Regions from separate parts of the Homo sapiens genome. Here regions 2 and 3 are each linked to region 1. A link is a loop called in an ENCODE intact Hi-C map of the cell type or tissue named here. Cell type or tissue: PC-9. All regions are shown on one strand.

Region 1 (8,000 bases):
GAGGCCAAGCAGCCATCCTGTGTGCCGAGGAGGGGGTTTCTGTAACAAGGAGTCAGAGGAGAGAACATGAGTTGAGCCTGAAGGTCCCCATGGCGAAGTCTCAGGTCTGCCACTTGCTGGCTTTGTCATCTTGGACAAGTCATCTCTGCTCCCTAGGCCACATTTCTTTCAACTTTACAGTGAAGAGATTGACTTGATTCTCTCTATGGTTCTTTCCAAATCTAGAATGTCATCAATTAATGATTCTCTATAGTCAGTTTATTGAAATAGTACTGTAAAACAAAACCTGATTTTGAGGTCTGAATAATATATTTTGGTCTCTGTGAAGTCCTTTTTTCTAGATACTTTTTGATTCCCCTTTTGTCTTCTGATAACGTAGACATTTTATCAGTCTCCCATAAGCTTTTAGAAAGAATTGCCTGTATTCATGTATAGTAGGAATAAACAATGTGGGGACCAAAGGAAATGAGCAGAGAGGCAAGAGGTAGAAAGGGCTTCACGTTTAGGAGATGGGGTAAAAACAGAGAAGCAGCATATTGCCATAGAGGTACACAGTGTTGCTGTGTTTTGAGTTCTGCCTTAGTGTCTTCTTGGTTACTTTTGTACTCTTGCAGGCAGTTGCCAAAAGATGAGCCGTCAACTGCAGTAGGGCAGATAGAATTTTGAATTAGAGAGGCCTGGGTCTCAATTTTAACCCTCCCATTGCTAGCTTAGTGACCTTAGACTTTACCCATCCATTTGCTGTGTCACTATAAATAAGTTATTCGACTTCAGTTGCTCATTTACAACCTGAGGTTAGCAACAGTCTTCACTTCTAACGATTGTTGTCTAGTGTATATAGAAGCTTAGAACAGTGCCAGTATGTAGAAGCTTAGAACAGTAGACTCTACACAAAAGTTAAGTTGTATGAGCATAAGTCCTATTTGGGCGTTGAGCAAATCTACAAATTCAAAGTTTAAAGAGTATATGATTGCTGTCATATTTTATGTGGCCAGAGGAGTCTTTGCTAGCATTTCACAAATGCCCCTTGCTAAATTAGCTAAAACTTCTGAGACAGGCATCACAGGCTTCAAGATTTGTAGAGTCTAGTCTGGTAGCAGTTTTGTGGTTTTCTTTTTAATGATTATTTTAGTAGTAGCTTGTTGTTTGCTTAGTTCTGAAAAGCAAACTCCACTCAAAGACTCACTGTTATACCGTTCAAATTTATTTTAACATAATTTGTAGAAAGACATGAGTTGGGAATTTGTCAAAGAAACTTGCAGAGTCTAGGCAGGGGCACTTCACTTGGAAAGTGTTAGCCAAGATCCAGATAAGCCAGATGGCCTCAAGTTCAAATTATAACATTTTCTTCTCTTCTGTAGCTTTGAAATATCTAAATATTTGGATTAAATACATCAGGATTACTATAAGCACGAAATACTGATCCATCGTGCTTAACAGTGAGAATTGTTGCCATCCCTATATGTTTCATATCACATAATTTAAATGTAATGAAAGGTAAATTTTTAGAAACTGAACCTTTTAGAAAGAAATCTACAGGGTGCTTTCACCTAGGCTATTTCTTTTGATGGGCTACTGGGCAGCTGTTAGTTTCAAATAAACTCAATACTAGATTTGCAACAGATGTTCCTAAAACGGAACAAATAAGAGAATTACTGAATTTCTTACAAAGACAGATTAAACCTGAAAAAATAATTGAGATCTAGCAAGGCAGTCATTAACATGAGGAATGAAATTAAGCATGTTACAAAGAATAATTCAAATGTTTCTCAACTAAGAGGCAAGAGGAAGAGCTCTTTAGTCAGTTTTGTTTTTCTTTATTCATCCGTTCAACAGACACTTATTACTGAGTTTCATTTGGTGCTATTCCAATTTGTTGCCGTCTTCTTAAATTATACACATGGGAATGTTAAAACTACAGCTTGTCTGCACTAATGCATTTTATTAAGTAAAATTTCACCATGCCATGGAATCATCATTGCAGAAGTTCATGGACTCACAGCCACAATTTCTTTAAGGTTTTCTCATTTCCATATAGCAGATTCTTTTTTTTTGTATAATGTTTCAACATTACTTTAATAGCAAAATCTCAAAATAGTGAAATAGCAAAATTCACTAATAGCAATTTATGAATAGCAATTCACTAAGCAAAATTCACAAAATAGTGAAATAGCAAAATCTCAAAATAATAGACACTAGGTATCTGAGAGTAGAAGAAACTGAGATTTCTCTTTTACTTTATCCAACTGTATTTAAATTTCTCATTTACTTGTCTATAACCTCCAGCAGATTGTAAACCTCCATAGCCCAGTGACCTTCTTTGCTCTTTCAATATTGTCATCTCAGTTCTTAACATAACAGCTGGCATTGAGGGAACACTTAAAAGAAGAAGAAATATTTGCTGAAAATTATAGAGGAACACAGGCAGGTATAAAGGCAGACAATAACTCATTTTCTTCTCTGCTCATTTGCCGGGTGATAGACACCAGTTGTATACAAATGATGGAAAGGGCTCTAAGGGTTATAGTTTAATTAATTTAATTTAGTTAACTCTGTATCTAGTGTAGTTCTCAATTTTTTTGTCCTAAATGCAAAGAAGACACACCTATTCTTACCTACCACTTGCCTCTAAAACAAAAACCTAAACTATTAACTCACTAAATAAACATATAAAAAAGGCCCAGATGTAACTAATCACCTATTGCTAATGTAAAACAAAACTGAAATTTGTCTTCTTTTTATCATTTCTGGGCCAAATGGTTTCAATATGTAAAATGCATAAAACAATGCCTGGCAGATAGTAAGCACTGATATGTATTTGTTATCATTACCAATCTCATCATCATTACTTCTGTATCTTAACTGACCCTTCTGGCTGTTTAGATAAAACCCCAATTCTATCTGGAGCCCTAACAACAGTACACCAACCCACGTTCCACCATGAAACTCTCTTCCACGAGGCAAGGTTTATCAGATAAGACTGCATGGATAAAAAGCCAAAAAAAAAAAAAAAGTCTGACTTTCTATTACTCTTTCAGGAGAGGACCAGGTCACATCTCTTATTGCCACAAGAACCACTAAAATATCCTGGCTACTGGAAGTTGCTTTAGGGAGTGAAATGGGGGCTGAGAGTGGAAATGGTGCTGCAGAAAGTATAGAAGACAATCTAATAGAATTCTATGTGTTTTCTAATTATATCAATGAACTGATTGCAATACCTGGTTTATTCATTGCAAAAAAAAAAAGAGTGTTTTATGGCTAGAGCATGAGATAGAGCTGAAAAGAATGAGATAAAGTCATACTCATTTATTCCACTTCCTTTGAGTTTCTAGAGAAAACTTCGAATTTAAAAAGTATGGTGAACTAAATATTTTCAATAGCCCTTGAACAATAAGATCCTAAATGCTGAATCAAATATAAAATTTTATTTTAAATGCATTGCTGGGAATATATGAAAACAAGAAAAATCAAGCTCCTACCCTTCCCAGGCCCAAAATATGGAGAAAACAAACCGAAAAAGGTAAGGATACCCTGAGACACAATGCCTTTCCTAGAAATGAGAGATAAGAGTCTTTATTCTGGGCCAGTGCCTTTCAAAATAAAACCTAAATAGAAAATTCATAGATTATGAAAGACATCTCAGAATTAATAAAAAATAAGAATCACTAGAATGCTTTCGCTTGTTTTATCTCTGCAAGTCTCTCAATATTTATTGCATCATCCAATACTCTGAAAATTGAGAGTATGTGTTGGGTAGATTAACTGTTTGTACAAAGCTCAATGGAATGTTAAAGGAACAAAGATCGTGCCTACAGGTGTGGTTGATGACATACCACCAAGAAAATGTAGAGGTTAAGAACTCAAAATTCTTGGGAGCTTGTTTTTGCCAAGGAATGTGGGCGCAGTATTTGGAACTGCCAAGTTATGCAGCTGAGAGGTCTGAGGTTGACTTCTAGTTCAGTGTGATAATAACCTCATAATAAAATCCCAGGTTTTATCTATGAGACTCAGAATGCTTATGGATAACCAAATGCAAGCCACTTAAGGTTTCCCTTTACCTCTTAACAAAGTGAGCTTTCATCCAATTTGCATACCTCTATTTTAACAACGTAAAGAGCTTCACAAAATCAATTGCTATATTTTCATTCTATTTTTACTATATTTAACATGCTGGCCACGTGAGGTGGCTCACGCCTGTAATCCCAGTACTCTGGGAGGCTGAGGTGGGTGGATCACTTGAGGTCAGGAGTTCGAGACCAGCCTGGCCAACATGGTGAAACCTCATCTCTACTAAAAATACAAAAATTAGCTGGGTGTGGTGGCGCACACCTGTAATCCCAGCTACTCAGAAGGCTGAAGCAAGAGAATCACTTGAACCCAAGAGGCGGAGGTTGTAGTGAGCCAAGATGGCACCACTGCACGCCGGCCTGGGTGACAGAATGAGACTCTGTCTCAATAAATAAATAAATGAATAAATATAGTTATATATCTATATGCTGGATTTGATTATTGATTAATTATGGATTTGATCCTTGTCTCACAACGTATTATGTAAAGGTAGCACCATTCCTTATTTCTCTTTGTACATATTTGAATCTAACATACTGATTTGCACATAAAAGATATTCAAAAAGAGTTATTGATCTAGAAGACATTAAGATGCTCTTTCTGAAATAACAGTTTGAGTCAACGTGCATCTTCAATCTAGAAATTTTCTTTCTTGTCTATCCACAGTTATCTCTTACTTTCTTAGTCACAGCGCTTGAGTGCATTGTGACAGTAAATGCGTTAAATTGTATCTAAAGACAGAAAGTAAAATATGAAGAGCCAATAAAATTTCAAAAGTTTAGTGAGGCACAATGGGCCCAATTCAAGAGAGAGGCTGAGCAAGTTAAAGGCTTTGTTGGGAGCAAAGTGTGCATTCATATAGCAAACTCTGGCCAAGGTAATTACCTGTTTTGGACAGGCACACTATTCCCTGGAGGCTGCTTCACTCACCCGGACTTGACTCAACTTTGGATAAGTTCCAGTATAAATATTCCCACAAAAAATCAGGCAGAGGGAAACATCTCAGTGTTTTTTAAGAATAAAGGGGTCTGACTCTCAGTTTTATATCTCTTTATTTTTGCTGATCAGCACCCAGCACACTGACCTCTGCATTACTCATCAGCATTACTGCATTACTCAGGTGCAACTGAAAGGAGACCACACTACCGCTTCCGTACCACCTTCTGAGTTCCCTGCCAAAATTTACTTCTTTTTTAACTTGGAAGTCTCAAATGTTCTCATTTAATGTGTTGATGACATCACACTTAAGGGTGGTATGGCTGGCGGGACATTAAATAAATTACACTTTATAAGGTACCTAATGTGCTAATACTGGGAGGGCTAAGTTGAGCCCCCTGCCATCAAAGTTCCTATCTGGATCTCAGAAATGAACCAAGAACCTTAGAGAAAATTCCTCCCTGTTAACTTATTAAGCATATTTCACCATTGTTCTTCAGACAAAGAGGAAAATATTAGGTTATATAGTATTTATTGTGCGTAAGACCACACACGAAAATACACACATAATCTTACTTTCTAGAAGATAAGCAGAAGAAGAGAGGTTTTCATTTCTGAATTTAAGGAGATGAGATTGAGATCTTCTATATCAGAAAGTTTAAAGTGACATTTTTGCATGTCTTAGTCCATTTAGACTGCTGTGACAAAATACCTTAGACTGAGTGGTTATAAACAACAATAATCAATTTCTCATAGAGTCTGGAAAGTCTAAGATCAAGGCACAGCCAGATGAGGAGACGGCCTCTTCTGGTTCATAGATGGCACCATCTAGCTGTGTCCTCCCAGGGTGGTGGAAGGGGCAAGGCAACTCTCTAGAGCCTGTTTTATAAGGGCACAAATCTCATTCACGAGGGTTCTGTTCTCATGACCTAATCACCTACCAAATACCCCACGTCCTAACACCATCACACTGATCATCAATCAGGTTTTAACATATTAATCTGGGGAGGACACAAACATTTAGACCATAGCATTGAATTAACTATAGATGTGTTAAGTAATTATATTAACATGGTACAAACAACTTCAGTTTAACATTGCTAGTGATTCCATGTGGATACCATGTACCTTCTTACATCATGTGATAAGGAGGACATTTCGCCTCTGTGGTATTCTTTCCAAAACCCCATAGCTCCATTCTAATCATGAGAAAAATGTCAGAAACATCTATATTGGGGGACATTACACCAGATAGTTGGCCAGTATGCCTCAAGGTCATCAAAAACAAGGAAAAACTAGGAAACAGTCACAGACCAAAGGAGACTGGAGAGACATAGCAACCAAATGTACTGTGGTATGCTGAAATGGATCCTAGAAACAAGAGACAACATTCATAGAAACACTGGTGAAATTCACACAGAATCAGGAGATTACTATTTTTAAAAACTCAGGATGGCCTTTAGTGGGGACTGTTCCAAAACAATTGGAAGTAAATAAGATAAGCATACATATAAGAAGTTTTGAGGGGGAAAACATAATACTCTTTTTTGGAATCTACTTCAGTGATCAGTTTTAGCTATCATGAGAAGCTTGGATATCTTACCTATTCATTCATTCATCCACTCATTCACTTAGCGAAATAAATAGTACCTGCCAAGAGCCAGGCCCTCCCTTGGGTGCTAGGGAGACAGTCATTAAACAAGACAAACCAGGTCCCTGCCCTCATCTATAATGTATCTCCTTTTTGGAGCCAATTTGTCTTCCTTTATCATTAGTAGAAACAGAAATATTGTTTGTTATGCTTGAGCAGCCATACAAAATACTACAGACTGGTGACTTAAACAGTAGAAATTTATTTTCTCACAGTTCTGGAAGCTGGGAAATCCAAAGATCAAAGTTCCGGCCAATTCAGTTGCTGGTGAGGGCTCTCTTCCTGGCTTGCAGACAGCTGCCTTCTCACTGTGTCCTCACATGGCTTTTCCTCAGTGCATACACACAGAGGCAGCAAGGGAGTGAGTTCTGTGGTGTCTCCTCTTATAAGGAAACTAATCCTATTGGATCAGTGCCCCACACTATGACTTTATTTAATTACTTCTTTACTCTAAATACAGCCACACTGGGGGAGAGAGCTTCAACATATGAATTGGGGAGGATACATATATTTGGTCCACAACAAATTAAAAAATATATAAGATTAACTGTTGAACAATCCAAACCTCAGGCTGAGTAAGACTTGAGTAACTCAAAAAGCAGAAGGCAGGAAATCTTAGATCCGTTCTTATTTCTGGGTTTTTTTATATATCCTGGAGAGTGTTGAGAAGTGCAGCAAAGTCTGCCTTTCACACAATTTATAGAAACTTCTGTTTCTGCTATAAGCTAGAGCCAGATAGCACAAAATTGCATAAAAATAGGAGAGAAGTCACCTGAGCATTTTTTTATGCTCAACAATAATATAAAGTTGGAATTATCATCTAATTTGAGGTTTGCTTCAATTGCCTCACTTTAAACTACACATATTCCATTTCTCAAAATTTAATTCTATTTCTAATGCTGCTTTCATTCACTGAGAGGAGAGGGAAGGAACCTAAATCTGGGTAAGGCAAATGCAACATAGATTTGGCTTATAAAAAACTTGGGCCATATCCAAATCCAGGAAAAATTAAAAGGAAAACAAAAATCAACATGAGAAAATTGAAATGCAAAGCTTACCTCTGAATCTAGAACATTCCCAGGCTGACACTGACAATATTGCCAGAAAGTTTTATCATAAAGATATGAAAAAGTTTTTACAATGGCTGTGACAGTGACCAGCATTCACACTGTATTTGCTCTAAGGTGCTCTTGTATTTCCTGAGAAATACTTTAAATTTGATAATTAATTTAATGTGATAAAGAATTTTGATGTGAATTAGTGCTGTAATCATAATAGTATTTACTATACCTTTTTTAATATATAAAAGCACTGTTTATTTGCAGTAGGATTGCCATTTACCTCA
Region 2 (8,000 bases), 220 kb after region 1:
TAACCTAGACAGGCAAAGGGCATGCTCACAGCTAACACATGCCCCAATCCAGCTCATTCCACACACCAGGATTTGAGACCAAAGCCCCATACCAATAAACTGGGTACTTTTACCCAAACTGTTTCCTCTGCTCTTCTCTCTTTAGAACCTATAGTAGAAATTGTGAAATAATAATAGTTGGATGTTAGGGATTTAGGGTCAAATGTTCTGTTTTTCTTTCCATCTATCCAATAGAAGTCTTAGTACTAATCATAAATATTTACCTTGGAAGTAGTGGTAAAATTAACCCACAATTCCCTGCCTTGTCACTTTCTCCATCAGATACGCAGCAGAGCCCCTGAGGACCACTTCATCCAGACCCTTTCCAAATCTTAAAGATTTGGAGTCCCCCTACCCCATGCTGCAGGGTCTTGGCAGGGCCACCACAGTGAGGGGATCACAGACAGTTTCCAGGGCACCCTGTCATTCAGTTTCTCACTCTCAGGTCACGGGGTTGCAAGGCATCTCCAGCCCTTTTCCAATGTCCTCAATTATTCATCCCATGAACATAACTAAATAAGTTACTTTTGCAAAATTATCTGGGTTTTTTATTAACATTATCCCATGATGGTCATCATTCCCTGGTCTTTCTCTGGACTCTAACAATCCTTTTTTTTCTGGAGTACCCACAAGGAATACATACTTCTGTAACCACATTACCAAAAACTTCCTACATTCTCCAAAATGTTAAAAGTTTGGGGGAGACTACAGTGTCCCCAAAGAATGCTCCTGCTTCACTAACTTTATCTTACATGGAAACCAAAAACATACTGCAGAACCACACCAACCACATCAAGCAAGCCCAAGGTGTAGAAAGTGGTCCAAGACATGGTCTCTGAGAAGCAACTTATTTATCCTCTCTGAACCCCCAAACTCATTGTCCATAAACAGGGGTGATGACATCTGCCTCTTTGTGGTCATTGTGAGGATTAAGTGAAATAATTAATATGAGGTGCTTAGTAGTGAGGCTAAAGCTGAGAAGGTGCTCAGAAAATGGTATTAGTCTCATTGTACCCATAATTTGAGGTCCTTTGCCCATATAGTAGAGACGGAACAGTTCTTAAAGAGTTACCTGTTTGTGATGGAGAGAACATTTAGCCAGACAGTATTGAGCACTTCTATTCCAATGTGAGTGGGACTATGAAAACCTACCCACAAAGTCTGAGGAAACTGAGAGACCAAAGAAAGAGACTCACATATCCAGTTTCTCAGAAAAAAAAAAACAAAAAACAAAAAAAAAAACACACACATTTAATGGGGACTTACGAACAGAAGCTATGTCTGTGTCTTAGGGGGTGGTTAGACAAAATGGTGCATCCCCGGACATTACCCATCAGACCCAGAGCTCTTATAGGATAGGGGAGGAATGTGTAGGACAGATGCTCAAAGGCAGGATTTATATTAAGTACAATAACATCAAGGTCATTTTGACCTAAGGGCAGGATTTACAGTAAGAACATGAACAATAGATAAACTGGAAATCTTAGAGGCCTTCCCAGATCTGGGGTCAATCAGAAGTCAACATGGTAGATTAGCATCCAAGATGGAGTTTCTTTACCCCCCACAACTTCCTATAGGCCAATCACTCCTGTAAGCACTCTGTGTAAGGTTATTATTCCCCACCTTATTGACAGTGTCATGGAGGCATAGAGTGACTAACAAAAAGCCACCCAACTAAAAACTGCAGAGACAAGTCAAGGTGAAGAGGATGGGATGCAGATGTCCGAGTAAATAGAACTATGTGCAAAACATTTAAAAAGTGCAGATATATAAGGCACTGAGGTTCTTTGTGGGGAAGAGAGGGATCAGGTGTCGGAAGTGGCCCAAATTCTATGGGACTGATACAGGAGATTTAGATATTTGGGATAAAACTTAAGCGTTGTGAGAACATATGTAGACGTGAACAGACAGCTGGGAACACGTACACAGGCATTCATATAGGTACAATCTGATTCGAGCTTAAATGATGGACCAAGAGTTTAGTTTTGAGTAATTCTGGACTAAATTTATTATAACTGTAAGAGATAAGGGATAATTTTACCATATTTAGATGGAAAAAAAGCAAGTTTTTTTCAGACCATCTAAAATGTTTACAATATAATCAGTTATGGAAAACTTACGAAGTTATCTATGAGTATTCTAGAAAGATCTCTAGAAATTGTGTTCCTGAACTTTAAGAGTTACTTCCTAAATTTTCTTTCCTTCCTATAATGCAAAGGAGCCATTGATATCATTTAAAATTGTGGGTTTTTTCTCTGTATGATTTGAATGCTGGCTTCAAGCTAAATCTCCATCTCTTTTCCCACTACCCAATTCAGTCCCTTGCAAGCTAAATACCATCATACCAAGGGCAAAGCCAAATCAACAATAATAGAACAGGGAAGACTCAGGGGGCTGAGGTGAAACTGGCCCTGACAGGTGATTGTGACGGGAAGAAGTCCATTCCAGGAAGCAGAGCAGTATCCAAAGTGCCAGGCAATAGACAACAGTTGTGGCCCAGTAGGGCTGTCAGCATAATCACCATTCGGGTTCTTCCTGACTGCTGCACAAAATCAATTCACTGAGACTGAGGCATTGCAGCAGAGAAAGAGTTTAACTGATGTGAGGCCAGCCACACGCAAGACAGAGTTACCACTCAAATCACAAATCAGTCTCCCCGAAGGCTTGGAGGTTAGAGTTTTTATGGACAATGTGGTGGGACGGGGGCTAGGGAATGTGTGCTGCTGATTGGTTAGGGAATGAAGTCATAGGAGTGTGGAGAAAGTCCTTGTCCACTGAGTCCTCACCACTGGGCGAGGCTACAGGACCGGTTGAGTCATGAGTTACATGTCCAGGCAGGGTCAGTCAGTTGCCAAAAAGTCTAAAAAAGTCTCAAAAGACCAATCTTAGATTCTACAATGATGTTATCCATAGGAGCAATTGGAGAAGTCACAAATCTTGTGACCTCTGGCCTCATGACTCCTGAGCAGTAAAGGATTATAGATACTACATCTATATCTTAGCAGAATTCAGACACCTCTCATAATCCTAACCTTGTGGCCTCTCATTAGTTTTCTGAAGACATTTTAGTTTTGGGAAGGGCTATTATCATCCTTGCTTTAAGGATAAACTATAAACTAAATTCCTCCCAAAGTTAGTTTGGCATGTGCCCAGAAATGACTGAGGATAGCTTAGCAGTCAGAAGCGAGATGGAGTCAACCATGTCAGATTTCTCTGATATAATTTTGCAAAGGTGGTTTCATCAGCATCAGGATGCCTCACCAGAGAGACCTGACATGGAGTCTAGGTGCCGCAACAGGAGATAGAGCAGAGCTACAGGGGACTCAGGAGGGGGTGGCACTTGGCAATCTGGACAGGCATTGAGCGTAAGAAAATTCTGTCTTCACACAGCACAAAAGTGCAATGTCTTAGAGTAAAGGCTGCATTCTCATCTCAGCAAGGGGCTCCCTACTGAAAAGCACAGTCATGATTAGAAAGGTATTCAACTTTTTTGAGCCTCAGTTTATCCAATGAAAAGTGGAGATATCAGTAATATCTACTTTATAGCATATCTGTGAAGATTAAATAGGATGACATATGCAAAGTGCAGTGCCCAGCACATAGTAAGCACTTCATAAATGTTAACTACTGTCTTTATCGTTATCATCGTTATTTTAAATCAGAGCTTGTGTCACCTGCCTGTGCCCAGTAAAAGGCTCCAGGCACTAGAAAGGAAACTAGCAGGATCAGGAAAGGACCCCTTGTGGAGAAAGTATGGCCCTGGGTGACCTTGGTGAGGAGTCAGGCACATGGGAACAAGATGGAACACAAATACAGGGACTGGATGAGAAACAAGGGCAGAGTCTCAGAAGGTCAGTTTTCATAGCTGGGGTGCAAAGTCTAAGGCAGACTCAAAGCCAACCCAGCAGAAACAGTGACTTGACTCTGAGCCTCAGGGTCTGGGGTGGAGCTCCTTAATGTCTCTAAGGTGCGGTTTAGTCCTAGAGACGAAGACAGGGCTGGGCTTGCAGGAGGTGGGGAACAGCTAGAGAAGACAATAGAGGGGAGAGATCAAAGCTCTGGGGGATCCTAAGCAAGACAGGTACACTGTCTAGGCTACTGCTTCCTCTTCTGCACAATGCACTCGTTGTGCAACTGGACTTGATTATCCATGATTGATGGAACAATGGGTGTTCATTGTTTTTTTCCCCCTGGGGACACGTGTCACAGGATTGCAGATCAAGTTTTACAACAATGAAGCAACCTCGAAAATGTGGTTACACCAGACCTCTGCTCTCCAAAAAAATGTTATGTCTTGCAGACATGAAACATTCATGAGTGGACATCAGAAATTCATTTTAAAGTGTGTATTTACTTGACTCCATGCCCATAAGAAAGCCTGCAACTTGCTTACAGTGAAAAGGTTTGAGGAGTTCCAAGGACACTGAGCATTTCCCCTAGAAGGGCCTGTGTCTTTAAAAGAAGGCTGTGTAAACAGCCCCAGGCAAAGTCTCCAGAATCACAAGGCTTTCCTCATGAAGTGTCAGCCTGGTTGTGTCAAGTCCCCAAGAAAGACTTCAGCATAATTTTCTCTGGCATGATGCTTTTTCATTCCAGTGCCAAAGATAGCCTTGGGTTTAGGCTTAGGAGAGAGCATGCAACTGGTTTAGGGCCCCAGAAGAACACTCCCTTACACCTTTTAATGTTTTACAATTCCCCAGAACAAATATATAGTGGTTTTCTGGCTTTTTAGCAAGAAACCTGGTGCCCACTAAGCCATCCTGGCACAGCCTTTGAAAATTTTTAAGATGAGTTGAAGTCAAGGAAAAACTGATCTGGGTAATTACAAGACACAAAAACAAAAGATCACTTACCAAAATGACTTGAAACCCTTTAACAAAACCATTGTAAATTGTGCTTTGGGGAGAACAAAACAATAAAATATTATAGCAAGTGAATGCTTTATTGCATTAAAAGCAGTCTCAGAGTCGTGGACTTTCCCAATTCTACTTCAATAATTTCTTATAATCTTTATTATTTTTAGCTTAACAAAAGCCCTGAGAAGCCAGTCTTCAAAACAATGATCCTTGTTACAGTGTAGGGGCAGTGACATAATGCAACAAGTTAAAATGGGACCCAATACAAAATCCAATGACAGCCCTCTCGTTGATGTATACTGTGTACACACACACACACACACACACACACACACACACACACACACACACGAGACAACCTCCCCTACTTTCTCCATTGAGCTGAGTACATTGGTTTGGCTAACAGGGGCAAGTTTTTGAGCAGGAAGGGAGTGTGTGGTCTTTGTGGAGCCCAGGAAGAGGCTATCACGTGGCAAGAGAGACAAGCAAGCGGGCTTTGCCAGGAGCCAGATAACACATTCCCACACTCTATCAGGAAAGGGAGACACATACAAAAGGCTGTCAGCCCCACCCACTGTGAGGACCCCGTCCAGGGAACTTGCAAAAATCAATCTTTAGATCCAACATTGCCCTGAGTCACCTTTGGCTTTCAATCCACCATTGGGTGGACTAAAGCCAACACAAAATTTAGAAAGGTGAGGCCAAGGTGAATCTCATTTATGACTACTATGGAGAGAAGCCTGCTCGAGTCATAAATATCTTCAGCAAAGTCAGATAGGAAAATCATCAGTAGCAGAAATACTAAACTGGGTTTGGAAGGTTTGCAAGGGGGGCAGTAAAACCAGCATTCGTGAAACTCACTATGAGCCATAGATTGTGCTGGCCCTTCCCATGGCTATATTATTTAATGTTTATTCTATAGGTTTGTTATTTAACCCTGAGTGAGAGACTGGATTGGAGTATTCCATTAGAAAAGTACAAAAAAGAACAGATTTCGTCAACGGTAGGCTAACCCCAATCCCTGCTCAGAAAATGCCAATCCAATAAACATTTTGGCACAGTGAAATCATGTGCCAAAATCCCCTCTATGTGGGTTGTAAGGATTCTCCATCTGCCTTTTTGGGGGGTCAGAAAACTAAATACAGGAAGTCAGAGCATGCCCAGAGTCGAGGAAGTACTAATACCATCAAATTAGGAAGCAGACTTCCTAGATGAAATTACAACAGTTGCTTACATTCGCATTGTGCATTTTATTCATTCAATAAATATTTACGGAGCTGCACAGAAAAGAGAGCAAGACATTCTCCCACCCCTCCCAGAGCTAACAGCTTGATGTGAAATGTCACACACAAACAAGAGACAACTGCAATGTTGTGCGTGAAGGAAGGAGAGGCTGATGGGAAGGAACCCTGGAGAGTGCCCAACCCAGACTTCCCAGGGGGCTCCTGTGAACTTCCAAGAACCTTTCTAGCAGCAGGCATCATTGTCAATTTTACCGATGAGGAAACCAATAATTAGAGAGGCTACGTGCCTTGCCCAAGTCAAATACATACATTTAGAAGGGGAATCCTGATCATATTACACCATACAGCATCTAGGCATGAAATTTTTTATCCCTAAAGCAATAATTTATTGAACAGGACACAGAAGACTGGAAAGGGCTGGAGTTTTCAAAAGTCCCTAACCTAATCTCAGGGACTAGTTTTAGAACTGAAAGAATTTGATTCAACAATTTTAAGTCTCTGTTTTAGTCTTACCTTTTAGCCCCACAAAATAATGGGTCTGGCTCAAATTCCCTTTGGAGAAACCACTGGGGACTCTACCTCTGTACCCGAGGACCTTTCTATTAATAGAAACTACAGCTGACCGTTAACATTCATGAAGACTGACATCATGAGAAATTTTGAATGCTCATATTTTCAAATGCCTCTGCAGCAAATAACTCTTTATAAAATGCAGTCTTTTATTCATTGCTTTAAGAAACATTTTATTGCGAGCCTGCTACATAAGCCAGGCAATAAAATATAATCAAACAATTTAAATGACCTCTTTGGAGCAGAAAACAAGACAGCTGGGTTGAGACTAAATACCAAGTGGTCAGCTGGGTTCATTCACCAGGGAAGTGACTCATCTCAGTGTATCAGCATCGCTATACGTGCATTCAAATCCCTGTTTCAGAAAAATTATAAGTACTACCGTTCATGGATTTTAGATCATTGGCATGTAATTGAGACCATAGTGTTAAATCTGTAAATGTCATGAGTTTGTACACTCAATGCTAGAGGCTTGAATTCTAGTGCTGTATAGCTGTGTGGCACTGGATTGATCACTTAACCTCTCTGTGCTTTGATTTACCCATCAGAAAGACTAAATTAGATGATCTCTAAGATTTCTCCTGGCTCTAAATACTGATTCGACTTTGCATAAAGGCAGCTTTGAAGTTGTGAATTTTAATCTTAAGGGTATTTGTTAAAGTATCATCTCAATTCATTTTCATAAAAATATTTTTTTTTATTTTCAGGAAATAGCCTGTTAAACTTTGTCTCTATTATACAATTATAAAACCTAGAAAGCAAGTGCTTATGATTGTGTATAATAGAGAAGCAATAGCTGCAGCAGCCGTAACCAATTGAGCAAATAAACATTACTCTTTCTATAAAACTGAGTAGCCAAAATATATATTTTTATAATCAAACTGTACTAGGGCTTCATGGAGTGCAAGTTCCTTGATTCTTCAATCTATAGGAACTTAAAAACTATTTTAAAATATCCTGGACTTTTGACCATGGTATAATCATATATCTCTCTTACTACTTATAATTGCTTTTAAGCGTGTGAGTGAAATTTAATTCTAGATCATCACTTTCCAAAGTAGTCCCATGATTACTGTTGCAGGTTTGCTACTAACTGCTCTGTGGTACCTTTCCCAAACTTGCATAATGGTGGTGATAAAACTGCTGCTAATGATTAATATTCACTGGCTGCTCATAATATGTCTACAAAACCATATGTGCAGCTCAATCCTTCCAGCATCATGGACTCAGAGACAATATGTTTCACATAGCAGGACAATCAACCACAAATGCTGCAGTCACTTTCAAAGGT
Region 3 (8,000 bases), 480 kb after region 1:
TCATTCTAGGTGCTGAGAATACAGTAGTGAGTCCCCAAAGTCCCCAGCTTCTAGGAAAGGAGAAAGACAACGAACGATAAACAAATAGACATGTAAATACCTGGCAATGCTAAGTGCTTTGCAGACAAATATTGCAAATGGAGGGAGGGTGATATTTTAGTTAGGGAGTTGAAGCCTTCTCTGTAGAGATGACCTTAGAGCAAAGACCAGGATGGAGCGAGGGAACCAAGCCCTGTGAATTTTTGGGCTTCCTTTCTCAACTGGCCCCTAAAGTGTGATCTGCAAGCATGAATATTCCACCTGGCTGAAACAAAAGGATGCTGGTTGGGGGCCTTGCTCTCCATTCTGCATAAGTTCACCCTTGACAATAACAACCCCTTTCAGACCAGACTAAAGTCTGTTTCATTGAGATTGAACCTTTGTAGGAAGCTTGCAACTGTCTCCACACTGCTTCATCACTAAAAACGCTTACAATGGGTAATAAACCATGACAGTACCTGTTGAAAATATAACAAAACGTATTTACAAGTAACTGCGTTAGAGGAAGCACATTTACAATGGCTGACATTTAATAGTGATAAGTGCTGCTATAGTTTGTAGTTGGAAGTATTTTGTTGCCTAATGTAGCTGTCCTTTAAAAGCTATTCCAAAAAGGGTCTGCCTGGCTTAATGTATTCACCTGCTGATACTCCCTTTATCATAATCATATGATATTTCAGAGTTTGATTTAAATCAATAATTGATTGCGCATTTCTCCTATAGGTAGGTAGCTGAAATCTTCCCTGAGGAAGCCCAAACAGAGTGAAGTAGGAAAAAGGAAATCTGACCTAGGTATTCATGGTTAATTTTACAGATCCACAGAGGAAAATGGTAACCTTTGAAGTCTTCCCACAAATCCCTAAACTAGGCCTAAGGCCAGAAGAGTTCTATATCAGAACGTTTTGGGAATCGTCTTCAAAACCGGAATCCATTTGGCCAATAAAGAGTCTATTTGAATTACAAATTGTGTTGTCCGAATCAGTGTTTCCAAACTAGTCTACCAGCAGAGCCACAACTTTTCTGTTTCTGCCACTTTAAGAGAGTAACAAAAAAAAAAAAAAAAAAAAAAAAAAAAAACTTCTCAGCTGCCTTACTTTGTAGCTGAGATAACAGAATTTGGCCACAGAGTGATTTACTTGACTGATCTATTTATGGCAACTTGTTTATGTATTTTTAAATCACAGTTACAATGAGCTATTGTTCACGTGTATACTGTAGAACCACATAGGTTGCAAATCAATCCCAAGGAATCCTGATGGTACAGGATTATTTTTTAGCTTAAAAAAAAAAAGATACCAAAGGAACTGGTGACCACTTTAAATTGCTTTTATTTACTGATATTTTACAAATTGATGAAGCTCTTAAATATTGCATTTTCCCCTTCATTCTCTTGGTATTTCTATCACCTTGTGATAAGGAGGCTATAGTGGAAACTAAAATTTGTAGTTCAGAAGAGATTAGACCTCTACTGATGAGTACTAATCTATCATTTTTTTTCTGGGCTTGCTTTGAGGATATGTTTTGCTTCTCTTGACCCTTTCTGTAGACAACTGAAGCCAAACTCCACTTTCTCTCAGTGTACCTACAAATAGCTCAGAAACAAGATTAGCTTCAGTATGGGACACTTCCTTGTGTTTGAATAATGATATTCACTTAACCTATTTGTAAAAACTCTCAGTAGTGTACTTGAGTTAGTACATCGCGTGACCTGGCTCCTTTTCTTTGCTGTTATTTACTGATAAAAATAAATCTCCTGCGCTAAGCAGTAGGAATCACTCCGAAATGCAGGGAAAGTCCTAAGAGAATTCATATGCTAATGAGCCCTTCTAAGTGAGAACTTGCTTAAATGTGCCATTTGCTGACATCATTGTTATGGGCAGAGTGGAGATGATTTCTTTAAGAGGTGGCCTTTCATATTCTCCCAGCGTTTCGTGGCCCGCGCGTGCACCTGCGGGAGGGGGAAGTTTACATAAGCGTCCTAGGGTATTTGCATCTTAGCGGCTTCACTCACTGGGCTCGGGAGAATGGAGCGGGCGGGCGGCGGTAGGTGCTCGAGCCGCTAGGCTGGCCAAGGGGGTGGGTAACTTTTCGAGGAATTGTGCGCGCGGGACCTCGTGGAGATCGGCCAGGGGCACGGTCAGCAGTGACAGTTCCTGGAAAGCGGGCGGCGGCGGGAGCAGGCTGGGCAGGCGCCGCCCGCGGGCGGGAGCGGGGAGCTGGGTCCGGCTGGGATCGAAGGGCGGGATCGGCAGGAAACGAAATGGTTACTTTTTTTTTTTTTTTTTTTTTTTTTTTTTTTTTTTTTACTGCGGGCTCTGATTACTTTTGAAGATCGCCGGCCCCAGGCGGGCTCCCGGCGCTGAGCGGAGACGAGTTTTTCTCCCCGCAGAGGAGGATCCTGGAAGGACGCGGAGCTGGGGCTTGGGGGATGCAGTGGCCTGGACGAGGTGACTCCAACCCGGGGGAGCAGAGTCCGTCACGCCGGCAGGGACCGAGGGTCTCTGCGGAGCTGGAGGACCTTTTGTGGGATGCCTCACGGCTGCTGAGGGGCTGCAGCGGGTGAGGATCGCCGCGCTGCGCCGCCAGGGAGCTCGGCGGGGACCGGCCGGGGGGGAAAGTGCGTCACGGCGGGGCGGGGGCGACCCCTCGCCCGCCAGGCGGGGCCAGCACCGGGACGCGACCCGGGGGCGCGGTCCGCTGCAATGTAGTGGGGACCCGGTGCTTGCTGCCCCACCCTGCTGGGGTCTCCTCCGGAAATGAGTGGGTGCGGGTGACTCGTAGGGCACCCAGCCCTCTGTTCCTTCGGGAGTCCTCCGCTCCCGCTCCGGGCCGCCAGCCTCCTTCAGACGCAGAGCGGGCGGGCGGCTAGTGCGCGCCGAGGGCTCAGGGGCCGGCGCCGCGAGGGGCTGCAGGCCGCGCTCGGCCGCTGTCCGGGCCGCAGGTGGGAGCCGCTGTCTGGGTCCCAGGGCTGGATGGCAGCCGGCGGCGGGGACTGAACGCGGGAGGGCTGCAGGGTGCGCGCCGGCGAGGGGCTTCTCGTTGGAAGCTGAGGGACAGACGTGGGGACCCGTGGCTGCTCGGCCCCACCGTCCAGCCGCAGGGCGAGTGCTGCTCCGTGGAGGTGACACGGCGCCAAGAGCGGCGCGAGGCTTTCTGCTGGAGGAGGGTAACGGGGAATTCGAAGGCGACTGTTCTATGCTGGAGGACAAGGGGCACTGTTCTCTCGGGGCTTCGCGTCGGCGCCGAGGAGGGGTTCGCTCGCTGCCTCTGCGTCCTGAGCTCGGCCTCTGGCTCCTGGGGCCGGGGACGCAGAGAGGGGCTGGAGCCGGTCGACCCACGGCCCAGGGCGCCCCCTCGCGGCCTAAGCAGCGGCCGCCGCCTGGAGCGCAGAGTTTGCGGGGCCCAGGGGGCGCCGACGCCCGCTCTGAGGCGTCTCTGCTGCTGCGGCGGCGGGGATGGGGACGACCCAGGGGACCCCCTGCAGCCATCACTGGCAGCCCCATCAAGAATTGGCCGGCTGAGTTTTCCCAAAGTACGGTGACATCCTTTCCTTCTCGCTTCCTCCAGCCCCATTTTTAAAAGCTCGGCCTTTCCCGTTAGTCTGTGTCCTTATAAGCCAGGCTATGTGTGGAATTTGTTTTTACAACTCGAGTCTTGTGACTTCTCAAACACTTTCTTGAAGTGTTTTCTCTGGAAACTTGTTTCAAATGGGTGCTGTAAGTTTCACAAAGAGGAGTGTTGTTCAGGAGCCAACAGGTGACGGGGCGAAACCTGAGTCTGTGTGTACATTGGAGTCAAGTCTGGCTGCCGTTTCCTCGGGCCACTGTTGAAAATAGAAATCCAAAAAATCAATAGAAGACTGAGGAGAACACGATTTTGAGAAAATATCTGCATCCCCCATTATGGAAAATAATGGGCTCATTAGAGCACCGCCTTGTGTGGTGCCCCTCATTCCATGGCATGCATTTTGGATTTTGTCTTTACATACTCGTGTGCGGATAATCTGACCCTAGAAGCGCCGCGCTGGCGGAGGACCAGGCTTTGTCGTCATGTTTCCTCCTTTTGTTTCTTACTGTCATGGAATGTACTTGTGCATGAAATTAGAATGCTTTGAAAGAGTTCCACATTTCCTCTTGGAAAAATGGATAGTTTCTTGACCATTGGGTGATGTGTGATAGCCCACTCAGCTGTTGGGAAATGTACAAGCTGGATGGAGGTTTACCTCGAAAATGCTGGACGGAGGTTTACCTGGAAAATACAGAAAATACTAAAGGGCATATGGCCTAATGCCACTAATTGCTCGTATGGAAAACTTAGTAAAGGAATGTTTCATAAACAATATCTCCTGATAACTTCATTATGTTTTTATTTTTCAAATAAGTGAAATTGAATTGGGCTTTGTTGGCAGTGACTTTGTCTTTAGTAGACAGTAAGCACTGAATGCCCCTTGAGTGTGTGAAACCTTTAAAGAAATGACAGTTTAGTGTCTCTTTTACTGGAAAATTCACATCTCGATTGAAGTTAAGGACATCCTAAACAAGGAAATGTGTATATCCATAAGGGTGGTATATTTTGTATTGTGAAAAGAATGGATGTGTGACATGTTTCTGTACTGCTAAATTAGTCTGTAGTTAAATTTAATTCACCTGCATATGTAGTCTGGGAGAATTGGAGTAGCTTTTGAATGGAGAACCTGTGATCTGCATCTTCCATGCACTAAGGCCTTGTTAACAAGCAGTTTAACAAAGAAGCTGTTAAGCAGTTTGTAGCCCACGGATGGCACTTAGCAGCAGGGGACACCTAGGGAATGTTGGCCTAACTGACTTCACAAATCAGTATCTGTTCTGGCTTTTGGTGATCAGAGGATTTCTAACTTCCCTGGGCATGTTCACACAAGAAATACTTTTTCATAGGGATCTTACAATGCCATGGTAGTCTTCATATAGGAACTAGAGTGGGATTGCATTGGAGAAAAAAATGTAATTAGGGATATGACCTTATACTTCATTTTCAATGGCAGGCCCTGACAATTACTGTTTTCTATTTGCATGATTTTGATTTGGTGACTTGGTTCAAGAAAATTATGAATAATAGGAATCATACCAGACCTGATATACAGTTACAACCTCAATATGTATCTGATTAAACTCATTCTCCTGAAATCCCTCAAATCCTCACTCCCCTTCTGAGTTGCCCTAAGGTACTTATGTATTGGTATGTCAATCACCTAATACTCAAAACTGTCTTTGGCCCAATTTCTTCCTTTCCTATTAGTTCCTTTTACTTTCCCTCCCCAAGTCACTATGTGTAAGCTTTCTTAGGGACAGTGTACTAATTGGCCCCTCTCAGGTTCTTTATCTTTTTCCTGACCATCACTACCATATTAATCTTCTTTAAGACCCAGAAGTATCTTGTGGCAGTCTCCATTCATGTCTTTTGCAGCTTCCCATTGCCTGTAGTGATAAGCCCACAGTTTTCTGCCTGAAATGTGTAATTCTTGAAAATAGGATTCAGACACCATTGCCATCTGTTGTTGCTTCTTTGGAAGAATCTGTCTTCTAGCAAAACCGTCCACTCTTCACTGCCTCTGGACCTTCATATACTGTGCTGACTTATTAAGCTCTTTACAGAAACATAGTTATGGCTCATTTATGTATATGTCAAGGTCAATCAAGATAATAATCCTTAGCTATCCTGGAAGCAGCATACAGACCAGTAGAAAATGAAATGATCCCCAAGTGGCCAAAATAGCATAACGAAATAATAAACCTTCTCTTTAGTTTGAATAACACCTTCTCACACTGTATGCTATCTTATTTCACCAGTGGTTACTGTGCTTATAGGAGAAGTCCTTAAGCCCTTGTCCATGCCATAATTACTACATAGATTTTTTTTTGGGACAGGGTCTTGCTGTATTGCCCAGGCTGGTCTCAAACTCCTGGGCTCAAGCAATCCTCCCACTTCAGCCACCAGGTAGCTGAGAGTATAGGCATATGCCCAGCTTCTGTGTACTTTTAGACAAACTTTTTCAAAGAATGGTTGCCTAATACCGGAAGCAACAAATTTTGAAAGGTTTGGAGGTTGTTGGCTGTGGGCAAAAGAGAAAGGCACCTTAATAAGAGACAGGTAGCAGGGATCAAAACATTATGAGAGCAGGGAGAAAAAAACCTACAAAAAGTTTGCTAGTTATCATAAATGTATGGGTCAGGGGCCATTCTGTTTCTTGAATCCCGAAGCCAGTGTTTTCTACTGTGCTCAAAATGAAAACAAATGATCAGCCGAAGGCTAAATCACATATAATTTTTACACGTGCCACCACGAAAGAAAGCAAGGAGATGAATAATGGAATTTTTTTTTTTTTTAAGATGGAGTTTCGCTCTTGTTGCCCAGGCTGGAGTGCAATGGCATGATCTTGGTTCACTGCAGCCTCTGCCTCCCAGGTTCAAGCAATTCTCCTGCCTCAGCCTCCCAAGTACTGGGATTACAGACATGCGCCACCATGCCCGGCTAATTTTGTATTTTTAGTAGAGATGGGGTTTCACCATGTTGATCAGGCTGGTCTCGAACTCCTGACCTCAAGTAATCCACCCACCTTAGCCTCTATAGTGCTGGGATTACAGGCATGAGCCACTGCACCCGGTGGCTACATTTCTTTCTAAGTTCTGGCTTTTAATGGAATAAATGTCAGTTGGCTCCTTTTGGCATTCCCCAGAACCGTTCAATAACAACTTTAAATATAAGGATGAATGAATGAATGCAGTGAATGAACCTAGAAAGTAAATTTCACAAAGGAACCCCTCATTATATCACTGTGTTATATGAATAAGGCCATACTTGAATTTGGGGAACAAGCTTTACCTAGAAAAACTGTCATGCTCCATAGACCACTACACATGCTGTGTGCGAATGTGTGCACGCACACACGCTATGTGTATGGTATTGGAGGCTTTATGTGGGGACTGGTTAGAAGCTGCTACCGAAGCAGCTGGAAACGTTGGTCAATAACTTGGCAAAATTGTCTGCCGTTCAGAAGGCTAGAGCTCTCGCAAGCTCAAAAAGAAGATGAAACTCAGGTTTTGTTATTAACATATTGTTTCAATTCCATTTGTCACTGGTTAGCTTCAAGAAAGTCTGTTTAGTCCCAGTGGAAGCAGCAATGCCAATTGGTACGTTGCAATAGGAGCTTTAATTCTTTATGGTCGTGAAATTCTTTTCTGTTTTAAAACATCCTTAGACCATCTTTGGAAGGCAAATAGTGGCTATTTTTTAAAATCAGGTCTCAAGATGTTTGTTGACTTGTCAAAGCTTTGAAGACATCAGGACCAAGTTTACTGAATGCTGAGAGCATCAGATTCCATTCCCTAAGTATAGCCCTTATCCTTTGGGTCAGATGTTCTCTTGACAATGATGATTGAGAAGTCTTACATCTGTTAGCTGCTTGTCTTTGTTTTTAATGATGAGAAATAGCTATTTAACTATTTTGAAGGAAGAGGCGAGAGAAAGGACAAAGGAGGGAAATGGAACTGTTCCATTTTCTATTGCATGGAATAGCCCCATGATATTCCTTGCCTTTCTAAAAAAAAAAAAAAAGAGTATCCCAGCTCTCTCTACATGACCTTGGGCTTCTTTCTCACCTCCCTTGTGACCATACCCTTCTTTTCTGTTTGACATTTATTTCTCTACTTGACTCTGATAGTAGGCTTTTAGTTTTCAAAATAGTGTCTGCAAAGAACTCATGAACCTGCTAGAGAATTAAGTTCTAACAGCAGTTCCTTGTGCTTGACCACCCCCTCCCAATGCCATCTTTGATGGTGGTGGTAGCTGTTAAAAGGTTTTGTGCCCTCCACACACCTCCTTAATGGTCAGACTATTTGGAACCTGAACAAACCCATCTCTGAAAACTGTTTTGCTTTTCTTTCTCCTTCATTATGAGGTTTATTTACATTCAAAATTATAGAGAG

Evidence for each region. Peaks named below come from ENCODE experiments on the same cell type or tissue, not always from the same donor. Only the 100,000 strongest peaks of a DNase experiment are listed, where the experiment ranks them.
Region 2: it touches region 1 in a loop (4-fold over the local background); 5 of 110 quality-filtered maps call a loop at or near these places.
Region 3: a loop joins it to region 1, with 12 times the contacts of the local background. A loop is called at or near these places in 8 of 110 quality-filtered maps.

What each region holds. Positions count from the first base shown.
Region 1 is chr12:42,957,426-42,965,425 of GRCh38, reverse strand. No RefSeq gene overlaps it. Among named protein-coding and RNA genes, the nearest start is that of LINC02461, 190 kb to the left of the region's middle. RefSeq lists an enhancer at 3,608-4,807. In PC-9, no CTCF peak of the experiment used is centred here; DNase peaks (open chromatin) are centred at 3,835 and 5,145; H3K27ac peaks cover 3,607 bases.
Region 2 is chr12:42,741,184-42,749,183 of GRCh38, reverse strand. No RefSeq gene overlaps it. Among named protein-coding and RNA genes, the nearest start is that of LINC02450, 53 kb to the right of the region's middle. In PC-9, no CTCF peak of the experiment used is centred here; a DNase peak (open chromatin) is centred at 4,253; H3K27ac peaks cover 624 bases.
Region 3 is chr12:42,478,356-42,486,355 of GRCh38, reverse strand. All of the region lies in intron 1 of PRICKLE1 (prickle planar cell polarity protein 1), which reads left to right. Among named protein-coding and RNA genes, the nearest start is that of PRICKLE1, 110 kb to the left of the region's middle. RefSeq lists enhancers at 1-719, 1,509-2,417, 3,134-3,253, 4,468-5,079, 7,089-7,178 and silencers at 2,604-2,863, 2,934-2,983, 3,374-3,443, 5,393-5,593. In PC-9, CTCF peaks have their summits at 3,202 and 3,402 (motif pointing left); DNase peaks (open chromatin) are centred at 1,995 and 2,355; H3K4me3 peaks cover 2,414 bases.